5 separate regions of the Mus musculus genome follow, and all the other regions are linked to region 4. A link is a loop called in an ENCODE intact Hi-C map of the cell type or tissue named here. Cell type or tissue: heart. All regions are shown on one strand.

Evidence for each region. Peaks named below come from ENCODE experiments on the same cell type or tissue, not always from the same donor. Only the 100,000 strongest peaks of a DNase experiment are listed, where the experiment ranks them.
Region 1: a loop joins it to region 4, with 8 times the contacts of the local background. A loop is called at or near these places in 34 of 42 quality-filtered maps.
Region 2: a loop joins it to region 4, with 6 times the contacts of the local background. A loop is called at or near these places in 9 of 42 quality-filtered maps.
Region 3: it touches region 4 in a loop (7-fold over the local background); 39 of 42 quality-filtered maps call a loop at or near these places.
Region 5: it touches region 4 in a loop (5-fold over the local background); 18 of 42 quality-filtered maps call a loop at or near these places.

The regions. Positions count from the first base shown.
Region 1 is chr14:19,815,376-19,820,375 of GRCm38, reverse strand. It overlaps Rtraf (RNA transcription, translation and transport factor), which reads left to right. Exons shown (of 8, transcript NM_026528.3): 3 at 370-469; 4 at 3,229-3,315; 5 at 4,103-4,191. Among named protein-coding and RNA genes, the nearest start is that of Rtraf, 5.9 kb to the left of the region's middle. In heart, no CTCF peak of the experiment used is centred here; a DNase peak (open chromatin) is centred at 2,225.
Region 2 is chr14:20,259,750-20,264,749 of GRCm38, reverse strand. Kcnk16 (potassium channel, subfamily K, member 16) reads left to right here. Exons shown (of 5, transcript NM_029006.2): 3 at 424-590; 4 at 1,336-1,501; 5 at 1,777-3,375. The coding sequence ends at 1,994. It also overlaps the pseudogene Gm2048. Among named protein-coding and RNA genes, the nearest start is that of Kcnk16, 7.0 kb to the left of the region's middle. In heart, no CTCF peak of the experiment used is centred here; no DNase peak of the experiment used is centred here; H3K27me3 peaks cover 1,800 bases.
Region 3 is chr14:20,068,382-20,073,381 of GRCm38, reverse strand. No RefSeq gene overlaps it. Among named protein-coding and RNA genes, the nearest start is that of Saysd1, 12 kb to the left of the region's middle. In heart, a CTCF peak has its summit at 2,558 (motif pointing right); no DNase peak of the experiment used is centred here.
Region 4 is chr14:19,702,820-19,707,819 of GRCm38, reverse strand. It overlaps Gm17030 (a long non-coding RNA gene), which reads left to right. Exons shown (of 4, transcript XR_874388.2): 3 at 2,205-2,470. Among named protein-coding and RNA genes, the nearest start is that of Gm29899, 2.7 kb to the left of the region's middle. In heart, a CTCF peak has its summit at 1,978; DNase peaks (open chromatin) are centred at 1,159 and 1,969; H3K4me3 peaks cover 510 bases; H3K27ac peaks cover 710 bases.
Region 5 is chr14:19,775,105-19,780,104 of GRCm38, reverse strand. It overlaps Nid2 (nidogen 2), which reads right to left. Exons shown (of 21, transcript NM_008695.2): 5 at 1,960-2,109; 6 at 1,122-1,367; 7 at 368-568. Among named protein-coding and RNA genes, the nearest start is that of Nid2, 26 kb to the right of the region's middle. In heart, CTCF peaks have their summits at 2,957 (motif pointing right) and 3,736 (motif pointing left); a DNase peak (open chromatin) is centred at 2,974; H3K27ac peaks cover 925 bases.

The DNA of each region.
Region 1 (5,000 bases), 110 kb before region 4:
GTAGGTTGTAGTTTCGTTGTCTAAATGAGATTATTCTTGTATCTTGTCCTACCTGGGATCTCCAGTTACAAATATTTTAAAAAGGATTATTTTATTGTTTTCTTCTAAGCATTTTTTTTTCTGACCTGTATAATGACATCAAAGGTTTAATAATGATCGATGTGGTGGCGCACACTGAGATCCTGGCACCAGGAAGGTGGAGGGGAGAGAATCAGGAGTTCCAGGCCAGTCCTGGATATCTGGGATTCAAGGCAGGCCTGGAAGAAATTCTTAAAGCTCCAAACTGAGGCCTCTGTCGGTCTGCTGTTCTGTGTTCTGTGGCTCTATGATAATGAAATAGATTTTTTTTCCCCCTCTTTCCCTTCACAGTATCTCAAAGATGTTAACTGTCCTTTCAAGATTCAGGATCGGCAAGAAGCGATTGACTGGCTTCTTGGTTTAGCTGTTAGACTTGAATATGGAGATAACGGTATGTTTTGTGCAGGATATAGGGTGGGTGTTGGCTTATGGGGCTTCTTAAAAGATTTTTATTTTTAATTGTATATGTATTATATGCATTCCTACTGTATTCAGAAGCCAGGAAAGGATATCAGATCTGCGGGAGCTAGAGTTACAAATGTGAACTACCATGTGGGTACTGGGAATCTAATCTAGGTCCTTTGCCAGGGCTTTAACCGCTGAGACAGCACTCACTCCAGCTCATCTTTAGTTCACTGTTGTGGATAGTTTTTAGATGAGAAAGAAGGCGGTGGGAAGAGGTTTCTTATCTTGTATTTTGCTCTTGGTTTATTTTATTACAAAAAGTGGACCTGCTTTGTTTCTGATGCTTTCATTATTTTTTAGAATTTGGAAGTTGTTTTCTGAAAAAGGTTAATAGAATTCCTTAACAAAGGAACGTTACTTGGTTAATTTGCCAGCTTCCACTGCAACTAAGCCATTGACACTGCTGCCAACATCAGAGCCCTTGGGGTTTGGAGTATTGGTTGCAGCAGCTATTTCACAGGAGATAGAAACATACTGGTGTGTCTAGTGCCAGTGCACATTAAGACAGTGTAGGCCAATATGTATGTGTAGTGTTTAATCTTCCTCAGCTATGGACAGTCTTCTGTTATCTGAAGCGTTTGAAGTTGGTGCCAGTGGAAGAGGTGCCTCATTGCACTGCTTCCTTTCATCAGACACCTCAGCTTCAGGCTGAGCACCCCGCTTCACTTCCATCCTTGGGTTTGTGACTTTCCTTCACGGTGCCTGTCACTTTCAGGTCCTAGATGTGTGCTCTTGAAACCTGTCTGATATGTATAGCTTCTCTGCCCCACCCATCCCGTTACCATTAGTCTTTGTCTGAGTCTGCTGTGTCACCTGTGTTTCTGCTGCTGCCGCCCTGTAGGCTTCAGCTCTTGTCACCTTCTTCTAGTATAGGGCGGTGCCACCCCCTGTTCTCAGCTGCATGTCCTCTGGCTAACTTTCTGAACTATATTTTAGAATCTGATTCAAATTTTACTACTTTTTAAAAGTTTAGGTTGATAGAAAAATTGTAACAGTATAAGAGTGTTCTTATATCAAGATCTGGGGAGCCATTTTTGGCAGTAAGTTTATTCATTACTTTTAAAATATTTTTTTCAAGCTGGTCTTTCTAAAGACCAGCTCTAGTTGCATTTTCTAATCTAAAGCATTGTCACTTTCCCATTTTCATAAAAACACTCTCAGTTTTATTTGAAAGAACAAAGCAAGCAGCCCTGTGGTTTCTTTCCATGATGGAATATATGGGAATGTAGGCCTTGTGACCTCAGCCTTGCTCATGTTTGGGGCCTTTAGCGGGTTCTTTGTGTTTCCTGCTCTGGCTTGGTAGCAACTGTGTGGGAGGTTATTTGCAACAGAGTATCCTGGGATCCTGGACCCTAGGCTGATCTTCAGCTGCTCCCTGATGGATTCCTAGCCATCCTCCATGTCTTTTCTCATCACATTGGCTCCATTTTATACTTGGCTTCAGGGTTGTTTCCTGTATCCCAGCACAGTGCATTCTTAGCACATGCATTTGTTTCTCAAAGTTTCAATAAAAACTTGTGTAGTAAGTGGGGTATTTCTATATTGGGAAAAGGAAAGTTGAAAGATGAATGGTATAACAGGTATATTACAAATCTCAACTAGCCAGCATGCTTTGTTTAATCTTCAGTTTCAGCATTGCAGGGACAGGCACTAAGCTGATTAAGGTAGCAGTGCTGGCCTTAACCTGCAGGAGGCGCTGGTGTTCTTGCTATTAAACATCTTACATGTGTTGAAATCATTGAGAATTTTTGCTTGCTCTTCCATTACTTAAGAAAACTTTATTCATATGCCAATTAATGTTATTAAGATCTGATTCAAAGTTTACTACTTTTTAAAAATTTAGGTTGATAGAAAAATTATAACAGTACAAAGAGTTTTCTTATATCAAGATCTGAGGAGCCGTTTTTGGCAGTAAGTTTATTCATTACTTTTAAAATATTTTTCAAGTGAAAACAACATACCTTCAGAGTTTTAATCTCCATGACATCTTAAATCCGTGTACGATACGTTTTAAGATATTTTGATTTTTGTGTTGAAAGCAGTATTTTACCTATTGAAAAGATTTGGGAGGATTTGGTTTTAGTGTCTACCCAATACTTTTTTTTAAACTTATCTTTCTTTTATTTATTTATTTATTTATTTATTTATATTTTTAGAATTTGAGACAGGCTTTTGACAAGCTGCCCATTGTCCCTGGACTTAATTTGTAGCTCAGGCAGGTGTGTGACTTGTGGTTGTCCTGCTTGGCTTCTGTAACTGGGACCGTGCCCTGCTTCTGTTTAATTTCTAGGTACCTCATAGTTGTGCCCTGTCGTCCCTCCATCTGCCCCTCCCCCCTTTACCTGTTCTTCACTTCTTCAGTCCCAAACTTAAGAGGTCTAAAAGACTATATTTCCTAATCTTTTGGGAAGTAGAGGAGGAGGAGGGTCAAAGGTCAGGGCCAGCCTTTGGTGCATTAAAGCTTATCTCAGAAACATTACTGAGAAGACCCTTGTGTCCAGTGTACCAGTAAGGACTTAAACTTAATCAAAAAGTTACATTATTTTTTTTGAAATTTTAATTGTAGTGAAGTATAATAATTTTTGAGTGGATATCATAATCTGGCTAAATGACATTCAGTAAATAAGCAATATTTATCTTAATCTTAAGTTGTAGTTATTTTACCTTGTTGCTTGTTTTTTATAGCTGAAAAGTACAAGGACTTAGTACCTGATAACAGGAAAAATACTGACAACGCAGCTAAAAATGCAGAGCCACTGATCAACTTGGATGGTGAGTGTGGTGCGTACAGGTGGCAGCCCTGGTTTTGTAGCTGCTTTCCACTTGTATGCCCAAGTGCAAGCCCAACAGGAGTGCATAGCAGCCTCTCTCCTGTTTGAGACTCAGTTGCAGTGAGCTTTCCCTCTCTCCCCCATCCCCTCAACACAGAAATTTGAATGTTAAAAGCAATGGTGTTTATTTTTTTGCTTCAAGTAATTTGGATTTTGATTTCTTGCTCATTGTGACACTCATTGGTTACCTTCCTGGCAATATAATTTATTTTTTTAATCTAGTGACAAATGGTAAAATGTTTCATTATTACAAGTCCCACATGCCCTTTTAGCAATTTCCATTTAAAGCCTGAAGATTATGGAAATCACCTAGAGTATAGTGTGTTAAATAAGCTTTCCCCGACTGTTGCATTGGGACCTGCAGTAAGCTATTTTCAAGAGGGAATGAGCTTGCATACTCCAAAGCCTCTGTGACAGGAAGGCACATCTGGGGAATGCACCCATCGAGTGCATCTGTATTAAAATTAATAGCTTTGGGGAGAAACACTAAAAGGTGTCCATAGTTGGGCCTCGCAGACCGCTGCAGGGCAAGCTCACCGGGAGTTAGGTTAGTCATTTATGAAGTTCTCCATGTGGCTGGTGCAATTAGTAAGGAGGCTTCCCCTAGACTTGAACTTGCTTTATGTTGGTCCTAGAAAGTTGCTCCTTCTGTAAGCTCCTGTGTTCAGACAAGCAGTTATGATGTTTGTAGAGTTGGGTTTTGCTTATTCACTTTTAATCTTTTATAGTAAATAATCCTGATTTTAAGGCGGGTGTCATGGCTCTGGCTAACCTCCTTCAGATTCAGCGTCATGATGACTACTTGGTAATGCTTAAGGTAAGCTGCCCATTTTATTCTTGTCAGAGACTGCACATGGAGAAACACCTTCACTTTCCTATATGCTGTTTTTATTTACACTTATAATGGGCTGGTGAATAGAAATTCAGAAGAATGTGGGACCTAGAGCACATACATTATTATTTTATGTTTCACATTATCCAGCAGTAAGCTGATATCTGAGCATTAACTGCACACCTAAAATGTCACTCAATCCTATTAACAATCATGCTGAGAAATACTAACAAACCTGGGGCCTAGGGAGCTGGCTCTGCTGCTAAAGGGTTAAGCCTAAGGACCTGGGTTTGGAACTCAAAACCCCGTATCAAACCAAACACAGTGACAACTCCAACCCCAGTGCTGGGAGGGCAGATATCTGGATCTCCGGGCAAGCTGGCCAGCCAGCCTAGCCAAGACCATGTGAGGCACATCATATTCATCACTGCCCTCCTTTTGTTTTTGACAAATACCTAATTGAGCAGAGAAGGCTAATTTGAGAAAAGGTAGAGAACAACTGGGTAAACAGCAGTGCCAACCTTTAATCTCCACACCACTTGCGCACACACCTGTATGCACAGGTTTGCATGAACGTGTGTACACCTCACACCCAAAGAAGATGTTTTATCAGGAAACAGATCTAGAAGTTAATGAACATGCAAGACACAGTGATAGAGACGCCTGACTGCTCAGTCTGCGAGTTCAGTCTGTGTTAAGGGGGAATGCCAGATCCCTAATGGTGAATTTAGCTACTTTAGCAAACATATGCTCTCATCTTCAGCATCTTTCCTTTCTTGGAATATACCTCTATA
Region 2 (5,000 bases), 560 kb before region 4:
TTCTTTGACAAGCCAGGCAGAGTGACGGGGGTGGGGTGAGGGGTGGGGGTACAGACTTGGTTCTGTCCCAGGCTTGGACTTCAGAACTTCCAGTCCCCAAAGAGGGATTAAATTGTTATAATCACACAAGGCAAAGTGTGTAATTCAATAGAAATAACATAAAACATCTCAGGGAATCACGCCTGTCAGGGAGGCAGAGAGTGGCAGTCAAGTGGGCTTCCCGGAGGCAGCATCGTTGGTGATGCGCTTTCTGTTAGTAGAGGCTGTTCTATTAGAGAATAGGGGGAGTGTCCATAGGAACAGGGAATGCTCCTCTTCCCACAGAGCTGATGGAGACAAACCTCTGCTAGAGCTGGTGGTTGGGGGTGGGAGCCAGTTCTGGGCTCTCTTTTCCCCGCATCTGCACACTCCCTTGCCCTGCAGGTTATGGAAACCTGGCCCCCAGCACGGAGGCAGGGCAGGTCTTCTGTGTCTTCTATGCTCTGATGGGGATCCCACTCAATGTGGTCTTCCTCAACCATCTGGGCACAGGGCTGCGGGCCCACCTGACCACATTGGACAGGTGGGAGGACCACCCCAGGCATTCCCAGGTAAGGCATCGTCCTCCCTCCCCCCCCCCCCCTTCAGGTCCTCAGAGTCCTCCCTCCCCTCCAGGCCCTTGGGGACAGATGGTTGAAAATTAGGAGCTGGGCTGACAGATTCAGGTATGAGAAGAGAGATAAGAAGAAGGATGATACAGACCAGGCAGGGCATGGCCTCAAAGGGTTCTATAGCACCTTGACTATGGAAAGTCAAGGTGCTACCTGTAAAGGGCTATGGAGTCTACCTGTAAAGGGCTGAGGACCAGGCCCTGGGTATGACTGAGAGGACTCTCCCTGTGTGCTAGGCAGCTCTGTGCTGCATCCTTCTTCGGTGGAGAATTTGAACATTATCTCTCCATGGTCGTCACGGGTATTCAACATTCTTTCATGTGGTCCAAAACAGTCTCCAGGATACCCAGGATGCCCACAGAGGGATCTGGAACAGTCTAGCAGTTGACAGTAGTCTAATCCCAGGCCTGAGTGGGACCCCAGGGCGCCTGCTCAGGTGTGATTCTCAAGTTTAAAAGGGTCTTTGACTCCTTCCTTGACCCACTAACACATTTCCCTGTCCAGGAAACTTGGCACATACAAATCTCATGCCCAGGGGTACAGACCCACCCAAAAGTCTGCAGCAGGGATAGGGTGGGGGTGGAGCTTAGACATTGCCCTGCCTACACCCAACTTTCCCCAGACTTCCCTCATATATTTCCAGAACCTTCTAAGTGGTCTCAAGGGCACACTCTTTCCCTCCCAGCTCCTGCAGGTCCTGGGCCTGGCTCTGTTCCTGACCTTGGGGACCCTGGTCATTCTCATCTTCCCACCCATGTTCTTCAGCCACGTGGAGGGCTGGAGCTTCCGTGAGGGCTTCTACTTCGCGTTTATCACCCTCAGCACCATTGGCTTCGGGGACTATGTTGTTGGTGAGAATGGGATAATCGGGTTATCTTGGTGGGCACCCACTAGGGGTGATGAGCATAGAGGTACCAGCTATCTGAGGTTGGTTACTTCTGCAGCCGCTGTGAACTTTTGGTGGCCTCCTCAGAAGTCTCTGGTATAGTAGCCATCACTGCTTCCTCCGTTAGTAGTCCTTAGTATGAGAACGAGGGAGATCGCATTCCTATGGAAGCGGGGTTGGGGGGGGCAGTAGGGGGGAGTGGCAGTTCCCTCAGACACAAGCGATCACTTTCCCCGGCAGGCACAGACCCCAGCAAGCATTACATCGCTGTGTATCGGAGCTTGGCAGCTATATGGATCCTCCTAGGACTGGCATGGCTGGCGGTGGTCCTCAGCCTGGGATCCCTGCTTCTGCACAGGTGCTCCCGGCTCTGGCAGCTCATCAGAGGCCTGGACCTTAAGGATGGAGCAGCCCCTGACTCTGAGCCTAGATCACAGAAAATCCCCATCTCTGCATGAGACCCAAGTGTCCTGACCTCCCCAAACCCATGCCATTCCCTGCCCTTCCCCTTTCTTCTCAACCCACACACTTCCCAGCAACTTTCCAGAGAGAGAAAGGAGACAGATGTGCCTACAAAGTGACTGGGGCGGGGGGGGGGGGGGCGGTGAGGAGACAAAGATCAAAGATCTGCATGGATGGAGATGTGAAGTTTGCCCTTGGCGCTTTTCCCATCTCCCAAAGAGAACCTGGATCGTGGTTGCCAAATCACTACTGCCATCTTAACATGGTCATGGGAGCCCTTAGGCTGCAGGCAAAGGTGGACTTGACTTTTGTATTATTTACTACATACACAGTAGGCTCTTAACAGGTCCCTACTAGGTAGCACATAGTGGTGGTTTCTGCCTTCATTGTGTCAGTGTGTCAGTCTTGAAGGAGCTCCAAGGCAGCATCCTCATCTTTGATGGGAATAAACCTGGGGAGAATGAAAGTTCAGGGCGGTGGCTGGAGGAAGGGAGCTGGACACACACCAGGGGATGCCTTTGATGCATACAGGAAGCCGTCCTCAGGAGTCTCACAGCTGAGGAACAAGAAGGCTGCCAGTCAGAATTCCCCAGCTCTCCTTGCCCACAAGTGGAGAGGAATCCTAGAACAACACTGGGGGCCCCTTTCAGGGGTCCCACCACTTTCTTGAACATGACCTCCTCTGACCCTCAGAGCACACTTAGACCTCTTTACTCCCCCGCCCCCAGAGAAGCTGGGGGTGGGGGGAGCAGCAGATCCCAAGGGCTTCATAGCCTGTCATCTCTCCGGTGGCATGGACTCCCACCGAGCCTGGTTCTTCTGCCAGATCGTGACATTGTGGGCCAGAAGGCAGGAAAGGTTCGTCCCAGACTCACAAGACTAGGAACTAATTTTTGTTTGGACTTCCTTTACCTCTCCAGTGGCAGGGGTGTCCCCAAGTTCTGTGTCCTCTTTATAGCATTAAGGGTGGGGGTGGGACTGTGAGCCCCAGAGGTTGAGGGGAGTCCCTGAGAAGGACCCGCATTGGCAGAGGGTTCCCAGCACCCAAGTCTTACTGCCACCCAGGAAAGGATTGAAATATGACGTCTCTAACACCCCGACACCTGCTGGACCCCACTTCTTTTCTGGGTGGATGGAGATGCAGGGACTTCCCTCCAAAGCAGCAAGGAAAATTTGGGTCCGGTCTTCTTGCCTGCTAGCCTCCCAGCCCGGGACAGCACAGACAAACCATACCCCCCTCCCCATTTTATTTCTTATAGTACACTGGCTGTAGCGAGATCTAGGGTGATACAAGGAAGCACTCGGAGGAAGTCCCCAGCCCCTCAGCTTAGGCAGGAGTCCTGTGACAATAAACTTGGCTGCTGTTTCTTCTCTGCAGTGGATTGCAGGAGTCTCTCCTACTGCACGGAGGCGCCGGGGTGCAGTGGGGTGAGGGTGGGAGAGAAGGAGGTTTCTGAGCCCTTCTCTCCTGTGGCTGTGGCTGCTGCCCAACAGTCCTCTCCTTTTCTCTGATGTGGGGAGGGGACTCCACTCTCTCTAGGAGCATCTTTTTTTTTTGGGGGGGGGTGTTGCAGTTCCAGGGATTGAATCCTTGAGGGTGGGCAAGACTATCCCATCCTCCAGAACTCCTGAACAGGGAAACAAAAGAGAAAAGTGTTTTTGCTTGGAGAAGGGCCCCTCCTGACCCTTCCTGCCCAGCCTGGCTCCTGTACACCATAGTTCTCCAGAGTTCTGGCCTCTCCAGTCATGTTAGCGCACCAAGGCTCCTTCCACTCCATCACCTGTGGACGGAGATCTCCCACAGTGCCTTGGTGGGCTGGGGGCTGTGGCATGCGGGGCACGGGGCTCCTGCTTCTCTCCTTTCTGGCTGACTTGGTGCTGGGCACTGGAGTGTTCTGGGTGCTAGAGGGTCGCGTGTCCGGGGACCCCAGCCGCAGCTTCCAGCGTAACAAGTGGGCCAGCCTGGGGGAAAGTGGATTAGGCAGGGGCTGACGTGATGCATAGTAGGGATGAAGGATGCTATGGTCCGGGATCGTAGGAGCTGTTATTCCATAGAGAGGTGGAGGGCACAGGCCTGGGAAAAGCAGGGCTGTGCGGTTGGGCATGGGTAGCCATGGGTTGGGCTGGACAGCAACAGAAAAGGCCTCCATCCTTAAGGAAATGAGAGGGCATGGCTAGCCTGCGTCCTAAGAACACTGCCATCCTAAATTTGGAAATAAGGAATACAGAAGGTCGCAAGCTACAGGGCAGTCGTGATAGGGTCAAGATAGCATTTGATCTTGTCTGTGTAGGACAGCCCTGTGGGATCAAGGGCAAAGGATGAAAAGCCACATCTAGCCTTTTCTGAAGGGTGCGGCGGGGGGTGGGGGAGGAGATGGGGCAAATAGGAACCTTTGGGGTGAGGCTTGGCTCTAAGGAGGGAAAGGACCCAGCGCCCACCCCCACCCCCAAACAGAATCCTAGGTTGGCAGGATGGGTAGAGACTTCTTGCCCTGCCTGACCTGGCTTGAAGTCAAGAATGAGTGTGTTTTTCTGGGGCCACATGAATACCAATTCTTCACCCCAGTTAGGGCACCAATGAATTATCAAAGGAACAGTTCAACCCGGGTCTATCTGGATGAACCAGTGAGTTTGCTGGGGTTACTAACAGGAGCATGGGGTGTCAAAGGCAGCTACATTACTGAAAAGCCCATCCCAGCAGGGGTAATAACGCACAGAAGCTGAGCTCACCACACAACTTGTAGACAGCCACACTGGAGTCCCTTCTCCTCAGCAAGCTGTTACTGTGCATGTAACACGGAAGAGAGGCACTGTGAATCCTGAAACCTTCTGAGCCTTAGAGCCTTGTAAGCGAGTGAAGGAATGAAGATGAGAGCATGCGGCTCCTAGACATGACTCGGGAGAGGGGTTACTGTCAATATGATGGAGAGAGCCAACAGAGGCATCTGGAAGAGTCCAGACTGAACTGGACAATGAGGGGGTCCTGGGGAGGGAAGGAAAGA
Region 3 (5,000 bases), 370 kb before region 4:
AGTCTAACTTCTTGATTTCTTTGTATATATTGGACATTAGCCCTTTGTCTTATGTAGGGTTGATAATGACCTTTTCCCAATCTGTTGATCCATTGCTGAGAGTGGGGTGTGGAAGTCTCCCACTATTATTGTGTGGGGTATGATGTGTGCTTTGAGCTTTAGTAAAGTTTCTTTTATGAGTATGGATGCCCTTGCATTTGGAGCATAGATATTTAGAATTGAGTTTGTCTTGGTAGATTTTTCCTTTGACCAGCTGAAGTGTCCTCCTTTATCCTTTTTGATAAACTTTTGGTTGAAAGTCAATTTTATTCGATATTAGAATGGCTACTCCAGCTTGTTTCTTGGGACCATTTGCTTGGAAAATTGTTTTTCAAACTTTACTCTGAAGTAGTGTCTGTCTTTGTCATTGAGGTGCACTTCCTGTATGCGGCAAAGTTCTGGGTCCTGTTAACATATACAGTCTGTTAGTCTATGTCTTTCTATTGGGGGATTGAGTCCATCAATGTTAAGAGATATTAAGGAAACGTGATTGTTACTTCCTGTTATTTTTGTTGTTAGAGGTAGAATTATGTTTCTGTGGCTATCTTCTTTTGGGCTTGTTGAAAGATTATTTTCTTGCTTTTTCTAGGATGTAGTTTCCTTCATTGTGTTGATGTTTTCCATCTATTATCCTTGGTAGGGCTGGATTTGTGGATCTACTGGCCAGGATCTACTGGCTTTTATAGTCTCTGGTGAGGAGTCTGGTCTAATTCTGGTAGGTCTGCCATTATATATTACTTGACCTTTTTCCCTTACTGCTTTTAATATTCTTTCTTTGTTTAATGCATTTTGTGTTTTGATTATTATATGACTGGAGGAATTTCTTTTCTGGTCCAGTCTATTTGGAGTTCTGTAGGCTTCTTGTAAGTTCATGGGCATCTCTTTCTTTAGGTTAGGGAAGTTTCCTTCTATAATTTTGTTGCAGATATTGACTGGCCCTTTAAGTTGGGAATCTTCACTCTCTTCTCTACCGATTATCCTTAGGTTTGGTCTTCTCGTTGTGTCCTGGATTTCCTAGATGTTTTGGGTTAGGCGCTTTTTGCTTTTTGCATTTCTTTGACTGTGTTGTGTCAATGTTTCTATGGTATCGTCTGCCCCTGAGATTCTCTCTTCTATCTCTTGTATTCTGTTGATGATGCTTGCATCTATGACTCCTGATCTCTCTCCTAGGGTTTCTAACTCCAGGATTATGTCCCTTTGTGATTTCTTTATTGTTTCTCTTTCCATTTTTAAATTTTGGATAGTTTTGTTCATTTCCTTTGCCTGTTTGATTTTGTTTTTCTGTAATTCTTTTAGGGATTTTTGTGTTTCCTTTTTAAGGGCTTCTACTTATTTACCTGTGTTCTTCTGTATTTCTTTAAGGGAGCTAAAGTTCTTAAAGTCCTCTATCACCATCATGAGAAGTGATTTTAGATCTGAATCTTGCTTTTCTGGTGTGATGGTGTATCCAGGATTGCTATGGTGGGAGAATTGGGTTCTGATGATGCCAGGTAACCTTGGTTTCTGTTGCTTATGTTCTTACACTTGCCTACAGCCATAGGATTATCTCTAATGCTATCTGCCCTCTCTAAATCTGACCAGAACCTGTCCTTCCTATGATCCTGGTTGTGTCAGAATTTCTCAGAGTCCAGCTGTCTCTGTGATCCTGTGATTCCAGGATTCTATGATCCTGAGATCCTGGGTGTGTCAGAGTTTCTGGGAGTCAAGCTGCCTCTGAGACCCTGAGATCCTGGTGTGACCATGCTCCTGAGATCCTGTGATCCTGTGATTCTGTGATCTTGGGCATGATAGAGTACCTGGGAGTGGAGCTTCCTCTAGGTGTTGTGGAACTGGCTGTGGAGTTTGCCCCCAAGGTAAATAGGTGCAGACTGGAAGGAACCCAAGCCACCGGGTCAGGTGGGGTTCCTGTGTCCCTGGATCCCACTGGTCCCAGTTACTCTCAGTGGTGTTAGAACAGATGTGTCCTCCTCACCTCGATCCTATCTACCTGGGAGAACTTAGCCACTCTACCTTCCACAAAGGTTCATTCCTTCTTACTCCAATCTCAAGGCTCCTGAGAGCCCCTGGCGATTATCCTGCAAGCTGGTGGGCCATTGAGTTCTCTCTCCTCCCTCTCTCAGGCTAAATCATGGGAATGGTACCCCAGGAGCAAAGTTACCTTCAACCAGTGCCAGCCCTTTCTGAATGCTTCAAGTTGGGGGTTTTTTTACCAATGGTGATTTTACACTGCTAGGAGTATGCATTGAGCATGGAGGCTCTCCCCTTTCATCTTCTGGTTGATTTGATAGATTAGGCAATTGGGTCTGCTACAGAAATTTACACATTTGGGAGAACTAGCCATCCTCCTTTGGGCAGAAGCAAGCAAAATGAGAGGAATGTGTAAAATTCCTGACACTCCAGTAACTATTTGAAGGTTCTCTGGTTTTGACATGGAAAGAGGCCTCTTCATATCAGGAGTGGAGAAGAGTCATATACTAGACACAGGGCTGGAGCAGAATTCCATGGAGCATGTTGCCACCAAGGGGCAGCATGGAGCTGCTGCAGCCTGCCCTATATCCCTTCACCTCACACTTGATATTTATATTAAGAGAAAACCCTCTGGACTGCTTCTTGGGACCACTTTTGCTGTTCTGTTTTGTTTTTCACTTCAAGATTCATAGAATAAAGGCCTCCTCACTGGCCCTGGAAAAGACTCTGAAAGCCCTCAGCAGTGATTTATTATATACATATTTTAAGATAAAGTAGCCCCTTCCTAGGGTTAGCAGGCAGTCTTGTAGGTCTCTGTCCACTTCTGAGCTTCAAGAGGGTTGGGGCACAATGGCTAGGAACTTAAATTGCTAACAAAAATTGGTCGCCAAATTAAAGAAGGTAAAAATTTGAACTCAAGTTTTTGATTTCTGTTGTGCTTTTTTGAAACAGCATTTAGGCTGAAGATTTAGACCTCGTTCTCAAAAAGCTGAGTGCACAGAGAACCAGGTCATAGGGGACAGGTATTTTGGGGGAGGTGTCTCAGAGACAGAAATCAATCTCTGTCTCTGTCTCTGTCTCTCTCTCTCTTTGTGTGCGTGTGTGTGAATTTCTGACATGTACACATGGATGCCAGTGTACATGAATGTATATGCTTGTGGAAGGAAGCCAAAGGTTCATATGGGGTGTTGACCTCATATTTCTTGAAACAAAGTCTCTTATTGAACTTGGAGCTCATTAATTAAGCTGACCAGCCAGCCAGCTCTGGGAATTCACTGACTTAGCCTCCCTAGCTCTGGAGTTACAAACACAAGCAGCCTTTTATGTGGTGCTGAGGTCTGAACTCAGGTCCTCACCTTTGTATAGCAAGCACTTTACCACCGAGACATTTTTCCAAGCCACCAGATCACTTTCAATTGTGAATTTGATATATTACCCGACTCTCAAATCCACAGGAAAGAAATCTCAAATACACATGTAACTACAATGCTGTCCTAAGACTTTAGGATTTTGGCCTAGGAAAGCAATTGAAGTCGGACTTAATGAGCCATCCTAGTAGGAGCATGGAAGGCAGCAGTGCTGAGGGTGTTGGAATTGTGGAGGCCCAGCTCATTATGTTTCAGAGGGGAAATAGAATAATAGCATGTTGTCTAGAGACCATTTTGTTGAAGTATGTGGCTGTCTTTATTATTATTTTAATTATTATTATGTTTTTCAAGATAGAGTTCTCTGTGTAGTCCTGGCTGTTTTGGAACTCACTCTGTAGACCAGGCTAGCCTCAAAGATTTCAAACTAGGCTAGTATCGACTGTTGTGTGCTTATCAGTAGCCAGTCTTATGCAGATCTATAAAGAACAGGAGAAAGCTGAGCAAGGAAGAGTACAAAATATATGATTGAGGGGAAGAGGAGCCCCAGAAACATTTAGGTGAGAGCCTGGTTCTAAGTGGACAAAGGGCAAGACCCCGCCTGCTAAGCTCCCTTCTTGTGAAAAGGGATTAAAGAAGTTTGAGGCTGGGCGTGGAGGCACACAGTTTTATTCCCAGCACTTGAGAGGCAGAGGCAGCCTGGTCTACAGAGTGAGTTCCAGAATAGACAAGCTTAGGAAGTGAAGAAAAACCATTGAAAACAGAAAGCTGATTGAATGAGGGGCAGCTTCAGCCACTTGGCTCTGACTTTGGAGTCAAGGATAGAAAAGTTAAGGAAAGCTGCTGAGGCCAGACATGTGTCAAGGGTGTTCCTGCATGGAACTGTGAAGGGGGAGCCTTGGAGACCCCAAGACATTGGAGATGGCAGAGTTGTGGGGTACCTGCCAAGGAGCGCTAATAACAGGGTGGGACAAGCCCAAGAGAGAGGTGTGCTGCAGTCAACAAAGCTGAAAGGACTTGGAGATTTGAAGAGTGCTTTGACATCAGACACGAAGACACAGAGTTTGGAGTGTGCCCTGCTGGTTTTAGGTCTTTCTGGTCCATTCTTTCCTTACTGTGCTCCCGTTTCTTCCTTTTAGAATGGTAATTTATATTCTGTACCATTGTATGTTTGAAGTATGTGGTCTGCTTTTCTATTTTGATTTTGTAGGGGATTAAAGTTAGGAGATTGCCGTGAGTCTCAGACGAGGCTTTGGACTTTGGACTTGCAGACAGTGTTGAGACCTTCCTAGACTATGGAGACTTGTTGGACTGAACGCACATTTGCACTATGATGTGGCTACAAGCCTGTAGGGGCCAGGGAGTGGAATGTGGTGGTTTGAATGCCTCCCATAGACACATAGATGTGAATGCTTGGTCTCCAGGGGGTGGCGCTATTGTGAGGTGGGTCTTGCTGGGGGAAGTATGTCACTGGGGGTGGGTTTTGAGGTTTTCAAATGCTTAAGCCAGCCCAGTAACTCTCTCTTCCTGTTGCTGGCAGATCTAGATGTAGAACTTTTCAAATCCAGCACCATGTCTATGTGCAGGCTGCCATGTTTCCCACCATGATGATAATGGATTGAACCTCTG
Region 4 (5,000 bases):
GTTTACTATTTTTGGAAACCCAACAGCATTTACACAGAGAATTCTAAAGAGGTGAAATTTGGCATTTTCTGTTTCTCCTCTGATAATTTTAGATACACTCAAGGATATTTTTATCTCTACACTATGCCATAGATGAGAACAGGGAGGGTCCTCTTTTCCTGTTTCCTTACATTATAGTCCATGTAAAGCTCAAATAAGCGTGCTTCCTAAGTAGCTTGTGTGGAGGAGGAAACCCTTTACTCAGTGCTGGGGGGTTGGGGGGGGCAGAGACTGATGCACGGGGAGGGAAACCATGACGTAGCTGTAGCGGGGTAAGTTCCCCAGTTATAGGCTCAAACCAGCTCCTGCCCCATTAAATGGGAAACACCGTCCAAGGAACAGTTGTCAAGCACCCCTGCCTGCTATTAAAGAAACCTCTGAAAGACAGTCAGCCCCAGGAGCAGAGAAGCCCTGAGCCTGCTCTGGACAGCACCAAGTTCTGTGAATGTGCCCCTGGAACCCAGTATTTACACTTACCAACCTTCCTCAGCAGGGAAACAGACTGGCCATTGAGGTGAGTCCCTCCACAGGCATGGACAACACCCATCCAGTTACAGGGCGTGGATCAAATTAGCAAGCATGTGGTGTGTGTTAAAGCCGTTCTCAGTCTCTGGACTGGTAGCATCTGAGGTTAGTGGTTGAGAAGGCTCATTCTCAGGCCCCACCCCAAAGCTGGCTCCTTGATCCTCCTCATACACAAATGGAGCTGGTCCTGGTTTAGCTGAGTGGGGGAGTCTCTACCAGCTCAGTGTCCCAAATAAAACAACCCTGCTTGCCAAAGGCAATGCGGGCCTCTGAGCCTTCTCTGCTGTCTTCACAGAAGTCTGAGGCCCTTAGGACATAATACTTGGGAAAATCGGTTGGAAATCAGAAGGGCTCTATGGGTATAAGTGCTGTTAAAGAGATGTGCCAAAGGGAAACACAGGAGGAGAGGCAGAGACTCTGCTGACAGATCTTAGAAACTACTCTTAAGCCCTAAAGAGTCTTGAGCTGCTTACATGTCTTTCTCTGTTATTTCTTCCTGTCTGTCCACTTCTACCTGAAACTAAGATGAAACAGAATGAAGGCAGCAATGTGAACCAGGTCTGCAGAAGGAGGTTCTTGGTGGCGGTCACCGTCCCTGGCTGGCAGAAGACCTCTGGCGCCCTCTAGAGGAGAAACTGGAAAAAGTCCCTTTTAGGTCTCAAGTCCAGGGCTGCCTTTCCCTCGAGTGACAGGAAAATTTCATGGCTAAATTTATAAAATTGGCATCACATACTAATAAGGAAGTTTATTTTAAAGTGATTCTTTTGCGTACATATATAATTTATCATTTGGTAAAGATGGAAACAAATTTGCGAGGTAATGGTTTTTATACCAAGATGGTCAGCAGGATGTGGAGCATCTTAAACGTTTACAGAGTTGATCGATAGTTTGATCTTATAATCAATCGTCAGTACTGAGGACACGGCTTCACTTAAATATGTAGTACATATGACAAAAAATATAATTAGGGCCATTTTGAAAATTATATCCTAAGCCCAAGTCCCTAAATCCGAGAGAGAGAGAGAGAGAGAGAGAGAGAGAGAGAGAGAGAGAGAGAGAGAGAGAGAGAGAGAGAGAGAGAGAGGAGGGGGAGAGGCGAAGGGGAGGGGAAGGGAGGGGGAGAGGGAGGGGGAGGGGGCTAAGGGGAGGGGAAGGGAGGGGGAGGTAGGCAAAGAAAGGTGCAAATAACACAGAAAACAGGACCCCATGTCATGAATCAAGGCCTCCGGGAATCTGGGAAGTATATTTTGAAGACATACTTCTAGACAACCTTCCTGCTCAGTGGCCCACACAGTAATTTCGTCTACAACTTCTTCTGAGAGATGATGGACAACCGACACAGATCAGGATGAGTTGGAGCCCGCTGGGAGACCGCCTGCGTGTTATCCTCCTCCCCCTAGCGGAGGGTCGCCCACAGTACAGCCGGCAACAACAGGGCTCTCCTTAGGTTGTGGTTTCCATGGGGATGCGGCGACCTGTTATTTTACAGCCACATCTCCCACATTTGCTTGTGTTGGGTCCTTCTGTGACTAAAATACTGGAGAAAACCGTTTTTTCACTTGTTTTCGCCTGCCTCCGCCGCTTTCCGAGGGCTCAGCAAAGTACTCCCTTCTTCTAAGTTAGTTTTCTCTCACCACCAGATCGTTTCAGATGTCCCTGGCTGCTGAAGACATGGCCATGGTACCCTGTCCTTTGCTCTCGGTCTTTGGTGCGAGTCACTCTACACTGCAAACCCTGTTTGGTGGGTCTTCCCCAACTGCAGAGAGCTGTGAGAACAGGAACTTTGTCCACACCTTTGGGCACAGAGCAGCAGAGGGGCTGCCTCACCTTTTCCTAGGATTAGCCTTGACTTGGAGCATAGACCTCTCGTCCATCCTTCCTTCTCCCACAGAGAGACGCAGGTCAGGTAAGTTCTTCCCTTCCTTGGGGCCTTGCTTTTCTGCTGTACACCCTACTTGGGAAAGTGTGGTTCTTCTTGAGTAACTATGGACCACGGTTTGTGCTGACAGGAGCACCTACCTAATCATGGCTTGAAAGGGATTTGCTTGGATATAAAATTTCTCCACTAGAATTCAAGTTCCATTCCCCCTTCGTTTCCTTTATGTAGGAGCCATTGTGCATTAATTTTGTGTTTTGTGGAAAGGAAAGCTAGGCGTTTTGCTTTGTTCTCTCGGAATGCTGGCGATTGAATTCGGATCCCGCACACGCCAGCTAAGCACTGTATCCCAGAACTGCATCCTTTGTCTTTTCTCTGGAGAGAGTCTCACTAAGTTGCCCAGGCTGGTCTTGAACTCACTCTGTAGATAAGCTGGCCTTGAACTTGTAGTCTTCCCGCTTCTGTTTGCTGAGTAGCTGGTATTTCAAAAGTGTTTTCTTCTTGAAAAGGACTTGTGACCACTTGAGGCTGGGGATGGGTGCGGAGGACTTAGATCAAGATCTTTGGTGGTAATGCTCCTAAAGGCACTTAAAGTAAAAGTTTCTATTTTTTTCTGATTTTTATCTAAATATCAGAGATACACTGAGATTGAAATCATACTGAAAGATTTATTTATTTTTATTTCATATGTATGACTGTTTTGTCTGCATGCCGTGATTGGTGCCTACAGAGACCAGAAGAGGGTTCCAGAACTGAGGGTTCACAACTCCTCAGAACTGGGGTTGTGAGCCACTAAGTGGGTGAGCGCCTTTAACCACGGAGCCATGTCTTCAGTCCCTTGAGAACACTCTTATCTCAGAGTGGAGAGAAAGTTTGATGTAGACAGCCATCAGACTGTACAACTGGTTAGGTTCGATTTTCAATCACATCTCCATTTCTTATTAACTTGAACAAACGGTGACGCTTGATCTGGCAGAAGGATTGGAGGCAGGCACAGTTCTTCAGAGGAAAATGGCAAGTAGATTAAAATATTCCTGGGATAATAAAGTATGAGCTCCTTACATATCACAACTTAGAGATACACTCCAGCAGTGTCTACAACTGTATCAGGAATGAAAATCAAACCCAAATAAGCAAAAAGGAGTGCCATTAAACTATAAGCTGGAGACATCTGGAGTCTGCTGGGTTACAGGCTCATCTGGATCCAGACGTACAGATGGCATTCTCAGACCTCTAGTTTATGCTCCAGGCCCTATATAAGCTCTTTATAGCAGCTCAGCTTTGAAATCAGAGGCAAACAGAAACCAGTACCTGTGGTCCATTGGAGAGGGATGAGGTCAGAACTCTGTACAGGGGATGGTGAAAAGCCATTTTCTACAGAAGTGATGGGTAACGCATATGCAATCTGAGTAAAACCGAGAGATGCACGCCACAGCGATTCAGGATCGACTGCACCTCTATTGGCTTCTGCTTTCAAGGGAACGCCCAGTGCTGTTCCTTCTTATCCTAAAGACCCCAGCGATCATTCTCTGATGCTTTATTAGTATATCTGTGTATATATTTACAAATTATGATAGTAATCACTAATGAGTTTCCCTTGCCGTGTGCCCACATTGTACTAACTACTCTACATTACGCCGTTTCCCCCTCACTGTCTCAGCCCATTGTGTTTACATGCATGTAGTACTGGGAACCAGATACAGGGTTTCTCACATGTATTAAGTCCATGTTCTAAGACTGAAATACACCCCCAAATATTTTAGTTTTCTTTATTCTTTTCAGGTTTTTTCTCCACTTGGGATAGGAAAATGTATTTATTTATTTATTTTTTGGCTTACAGTTTGAGAGCCTACAGTTCCTCATGAACAGTCAGGTGTGACAGACTGAAAGGCTGGGTCTGCTGTGGTGGGAACACAGGGCTGCTTGTTCACACGCTGGTGGCTGGGCAGGAAGCAGAGTAATTGAGTAGAAGCAGGGTGGCTGTAACCCTCAAGGCCAACTCTCCGCCCTGGGGACTCGGGTCCTCCAGCGTGACCTTTGCCTTCTAAAGGTCTCTAAGCCTGATCAGTGCCACCAGCTGGGGACCAAGTGCTCAAACAGGTGAACCTATGGGAGACATTCCACATAAAAACTATATACCATTCTGTTCCTGACCCCCATAGACTCATGCCCACCTCACAGTGCACAATGCATTGAGTGGGACTTAAAGATCTTTGTAGTCTTACATTATTCAAAAGTTCAAAGTCCAAAGTTTCTTCTGAGACTCAAGGCAAACACTTAGCTGTGAATGCAAACAAAACAAAACAAAACAAAACAAAACAAAACACTAAAAAAAAAAAAAAAAAAAAAAAACAACCCCCAAAGTAATAACAGACAGACAACAGCTTGGATTGACAACTCCCTTTCTAAAAGGAAGGAACAAAAACTTAGAGAAGAAAGACTAGATCAAGGCAAAACTGAAACCTAAGGGGGGGAAAAACATGAAACCCAGAAGCCCCATGGCCAGCATCTTCAGATTGTAGTTCTATCACCTAGGCTTAAACGGAGTTCATTATTGATG
Region 5 (5,000 bases), 72 kb before region 4:
ACCAAAATCATCAGCTGAAACAGTTACAGAGACTCCTAAAGTCTAACAGTCAAAACAGGCCGTGCCTGGAGGATAGCATCTTATCGGTTATTACTATCTGAAAATAATGTGCAAATATATTGACATTCTTGTGTACTCTGACATTCTTGTCAGCACTCTGATCACCTGTATACTTTATATACACACATATGTAAAATATAACTGTGTATACGTCCTAAAAACAAGAACGAACACAATTATATCAACCTCATTTGTGTTCTATGCAGTTTGGGGCATTCCATGTGACTATTCACTTAACCTAACCCTTGTCACTGTCTTGTGAGGCAGGCATCACGTCCATTTTACAGCTGTGGAAACTCACACATACCTGAGTCCCTGTAATGATAAAACTCTTTGTACGGAGTAATGTGGGCTGTGAAATTCGCTGGGATGAAGGGCACCTGGCCTTCAATGTTGGTCTTAATGCTCAGATAGTTTTCTGGGTCAAGCCCCTCGGCAGTTTGAGTGATACGAACCCTCTCCTCTCCAGGGTGAAAAGTGACTTCCACGTCATGGACAAAGGTAGCACCTGCAGGAGACAGAAACTCAGCAAGTGGGTGACAAGACTCTTGTTTAAGTCATTCTGAAGACTGGCTGGGACTTGGATGATAAAGCACTTGCCTATCATATCAGAGGCGTGGGTTCGACTAGCTAAGAGGAGTGTGTGTGTCCTCTCCCCAGTCTCCTCTGGAGACGGTACCGAAGGAGAGTATGCCACGCCCAGGCTCAGTTCTGGAAAGCTGCAGACCCTCTGATCTCCCGAAGGTCTCAAAGACTCTCAATTCCCCTTGTCCCCGTTCTCTTTAAAATCTAGCATATTAACAGAGTCCATTCCAAAATTACACTAACTTGATACTTCCATGCTGAGGGATGATAGTCGAAAATAGGAATTTACCAGTCATTAAACCATTATGTTTCTTTCTGTAAGAGCAGAAAGCTTTCCACGTACAACAAAACCTCTGCAATTCAAAACCTCCAACAGCCTGGAATCTGAGCACGTTTCTCCAGAAACAAAATCATCCGCAGAGGCTGCCCAGGTACCACATCTGAATCCCGGTTTGCCAGAACTGAGCTCTGCTCACCTGTGAGGCTGAAGCCATTCTCAGAGCCTGGCTTCTCCAAAGCAAAGAGCCAGCCAAACAGACCTCCAATGGGCAGGACAGGGAGCAGGGCCTGGGCTGCCGGCTGTGGGACATGGCTGATGGCAGTGTAGGCTCTGCCATCATTGCCCACGATGTAAGCGTGTAGATCCACGTCAGTGAAGTGCACAGGAATGTGACCCACTCGGAGGCGACCACTCACTTTCCCATTCACTCGGTGAGGTGCCCCTGAAAGACAAAAGCAATCCTTTCAGCCTTGGCCCCCATCAGGCTGGGGACCGGTGTACACAGATGAGCCCACTCTCCTGACCACGCCTCATGCTCACTCTTTGGAGACATTTCTTTACTATTATTGCTGTTCTCACTGTTGGTTTGGGTTTCCTTGCAATAAGCTCTCTGTAGACGCCAACTGAGGATTCGTGATAAAATCTAGGCTAGCCTTCAACTCTCAACCCTCCTGCTTCTCCTGTCTCAACAGTGTTACAGTCATAGTTAGAGCGACATTTAACAAGTCCCTTCTGTGATCGGTTCCTCACTTATGACCCAGTCCTGCCTGTCTCTCTTCCATTCCCCTTCTTCACCCTCCCCTTTAGCTCTACCAAGCTAGAAAGAGGGCAAAATAGAAACGTTTCAAGTCACTCTCAAATTGGGAAACCAGTCCAAACGTATTTATCACTCAGTCATCCCCTGAACCCTTGAAAGTCACTGGTGCTGGGATTCAGGCATCAGAGATGTAAGGACACCAAGCAGAACCCACACTGGAACTGGAAACAGGCAGGGGTCAACAATATACATGCAGCAGCCCCGGCCTGTCAATCACCTTCTGGCAGGCAGTGCTTCCCGTTTCCGTAAAACCTCGACTGGCAGTGGCAGCAAAAGCCAGTGGTGTAGTCGGTGCAGAAGGCATGCTGGGAGCACCGGCCGTGGCTGTGTTCGCAGGTTTCCAGGTTGGCGCCATTATACGTGAAGACTGAAGAATAAAGCAAAGAGCATTAGAAAGCCAAAGGATTCCAGCATCGCTACTACCAAGCTTCGCCAGACGTCACAAGCGCTCCGTAAAACGGCTTGGACTGTAATAAACAAATAGATTTGACGCTACAAAGATGGGAATAACATTCAGCCTGAGGGATTAACTTTATATGTTCTGGCAAGATGCTCAGATCATTGCGGCCAACTGGGTCTTACTACAATGAGGGTGAGCTGAGTGGCCTGAGAGCAGCCTTGCAGACAAACCGTAAGCGCGCATTAGAGTGAAATTTGTGAAATCACTATTTGGTGAGGTGGGGAGAAAAAAAGGCCAAATACTGGCAATTTTGTATGACTCAATGTAAGAGTAATCTTTTGAGAGGAAGTCAAAAGAGAGGAACTAAGAACCAAGGTCTGTCTAACTCTTATGGAACCCAAGCTTAAAGGATGTACACACACTTGCTGCGTCAACACTTGCCGTCAAATGCAGGACTGGGGAGGGAAGAGAGACGACAAGAAACAGGACTGAGGAGCCCCAGGTCCTTGCAGGCTTTGTGCTTCCCAGCTTGAGGATGACTTTCATGCAACAGAAACAGCCTAGTCCACAGAATCTCCACAAAACCACCCTGCACCAGAGGAAGCTCGACCCCCAAATCTCCCACACTCTCTTCCCATTACAGAGAGGTAGCTGTGCAAGAGGGAGACGAAACGGAGAGAGCAAGAACGAGAGGAGCCTGCCCTCAATGCCATCACGCTATCCTCTGCAGAAGAAATGGCCAAAGTGTGCCTGAAAGTTGGGTCACAGGCAGGTGAGTGCTTTCCGCTAGGATGCTGGGCAATACCTCAATTCCAAGCACGGCCACTAGGAGGCAGGGTACTGCGCATGCTTCTGCCTCCCATCCCCCAGAAGTCAGGGTAGTCTGGAGACACCTAGAGAACGCTGATCAAGCAGGAAGGGCAAAGAGTTTTAGTGCACTTTAGCCACTGATGCTGGCCTGAGTGTCAGCTCTGGAAAGAAACAGGCTGTGGTGGCCTTCCAGGGCTATGTTTGAAAACAAGGAACAGGCCAGGGTGGAAAAAACTGAAGACTCAGTATTACTGAGAATAATACCCCAGGCGAGAACAAAAACCAAGACAATGAGAAGATCTAGCTTCCCGATGTGTAACAATGCAGCCGCGACAAAGCCTTGCATCAGCAAACACAAGATTTACAGAGCTAACATTTAAGCAGGCTGAAATACACCATCGGCTTTAACATTAACCCTCAGCTGCACCAGAGCTGGGGGCAGCAAGTGCTACTTTTAATCTGTTTTCCAGATAAAGAAACAGAAGCAGAGGATTGCGGTGAGTCACCTGAAGAAGTCATGAGTGCAGCAAGCACATGAGTCTGAATTCTGAAGGTCCAGATCCCTACTACCCCCCCAGGGGTAATCCAACTAACACTAAGGGCTACAACTGAAGGTTAACAACTAACGGGCGTTTGCAGCATGCTGAGAGAAAACACACAGGTAAGAAGTGGCGAAGGGGACTGGAGGTGGCTCAGCGGTGAGGAGTAGTGAAGGCCCAAGTTTGGTTCCCAGAACTCCCATGGGTGGTAACTCCTGCTCCACAGGATCTACTGCCCTCTTCTGGCCTACTTTTGCACCTACACTCACGTGCACATTCCCAAACACAGACAGACATTAAAAGTAAAATACTTATTGAGAAGTGCTGAGAGCAGTGAGAACATTCCTTTAGCAATTAGACATCCTGGGAAGCAGCAAGCTGAGGGCTCATCAGCTTAGAACACCTTGGTTAAAGAGAAAAGCTGACCTGTCAGAATGGAGTCAGTGATTACGCTGAGTGAGCCCAGCTTGACAGAAATAGAAAATTAGTCATAACTCAACTTTTCAACAAGTGATAGGCATTAACTTTTTTTTAAATAAAAAAAAAGACAAAACTTAAAAAAAAAAGGCAGAATAGATCGTGACAAGAATATCACAGGCTTTTCTATGGAGAAAACTACTTATTGCTATTGGTTTAGGAATGGTGTGTGTGTGTGTGTGTGTGTGAGAGAGAGAGAGAGAGAGAGAGAGAGAGAGAGAGAGAGTGTGTGTATGAGAGAGAGAGAGAGAGAGAGAGAGACAGAGAGAGAGAGAGAGAGAGAGAGATTGGGGATGGATCTCAGGGCCTCCTGCATACCGGATGCTCTTTGTCACTAAGCTATGCCCCTTATCTCAACAAAAACCAGGGTGAGTAAAAAGCTGTAAGTGTGACGCAGATGTGTCAAAGGGCAGAGTTCCCCAGCTCAGACAGGTGCACGTGTACAGGTGTGCTCCTGAGTCAGCACAGGTGCCACTTCAGAAGGTCATAAGCTCTGCTCTGTGAGACCACGGGCAAATGTCACATGCACTCCCTGGCCTCAGAAGTCCCCAACATGCATAGCCAGTGTCTGTCTCTTCACCTCCTTCTGTCACTAGGACACAAAGGCAATCCAATCTTGGTGGACAGGGGAGTCATTTTCAGCTATGTCCGTTAAAAAGAAAGCAGGTTTCCACACACGGCTTGGCTTGCAAATTAAGGGAGGGATAGATGGATTTTGCTGTCTCGTTATTTTGTAAAAACCGTACTGACCCAGACAGACCCTACTTTAAGCCTTATCAAGAAATGAAGAGAGGACCAGAGGCAGAAGAGTTAGGCTAATTCAACTAAGACACTAGATGTGATGATCCTGGGAGCCCAGACACTGTCCAGCAGCTCACACAAGACTTCAAATGCAACTCAAAGTTAGCGTGTGTGTGTGTGTGTGTGTGTGTGTGTGTGTGTGTGTGTGGACTAGCCCATGAGAATCAGCTTCCTCGCTCTTTTGCACTCTCTCCCCTCATTCACCTCACCCCCACCCCCCACCCCTGGGTA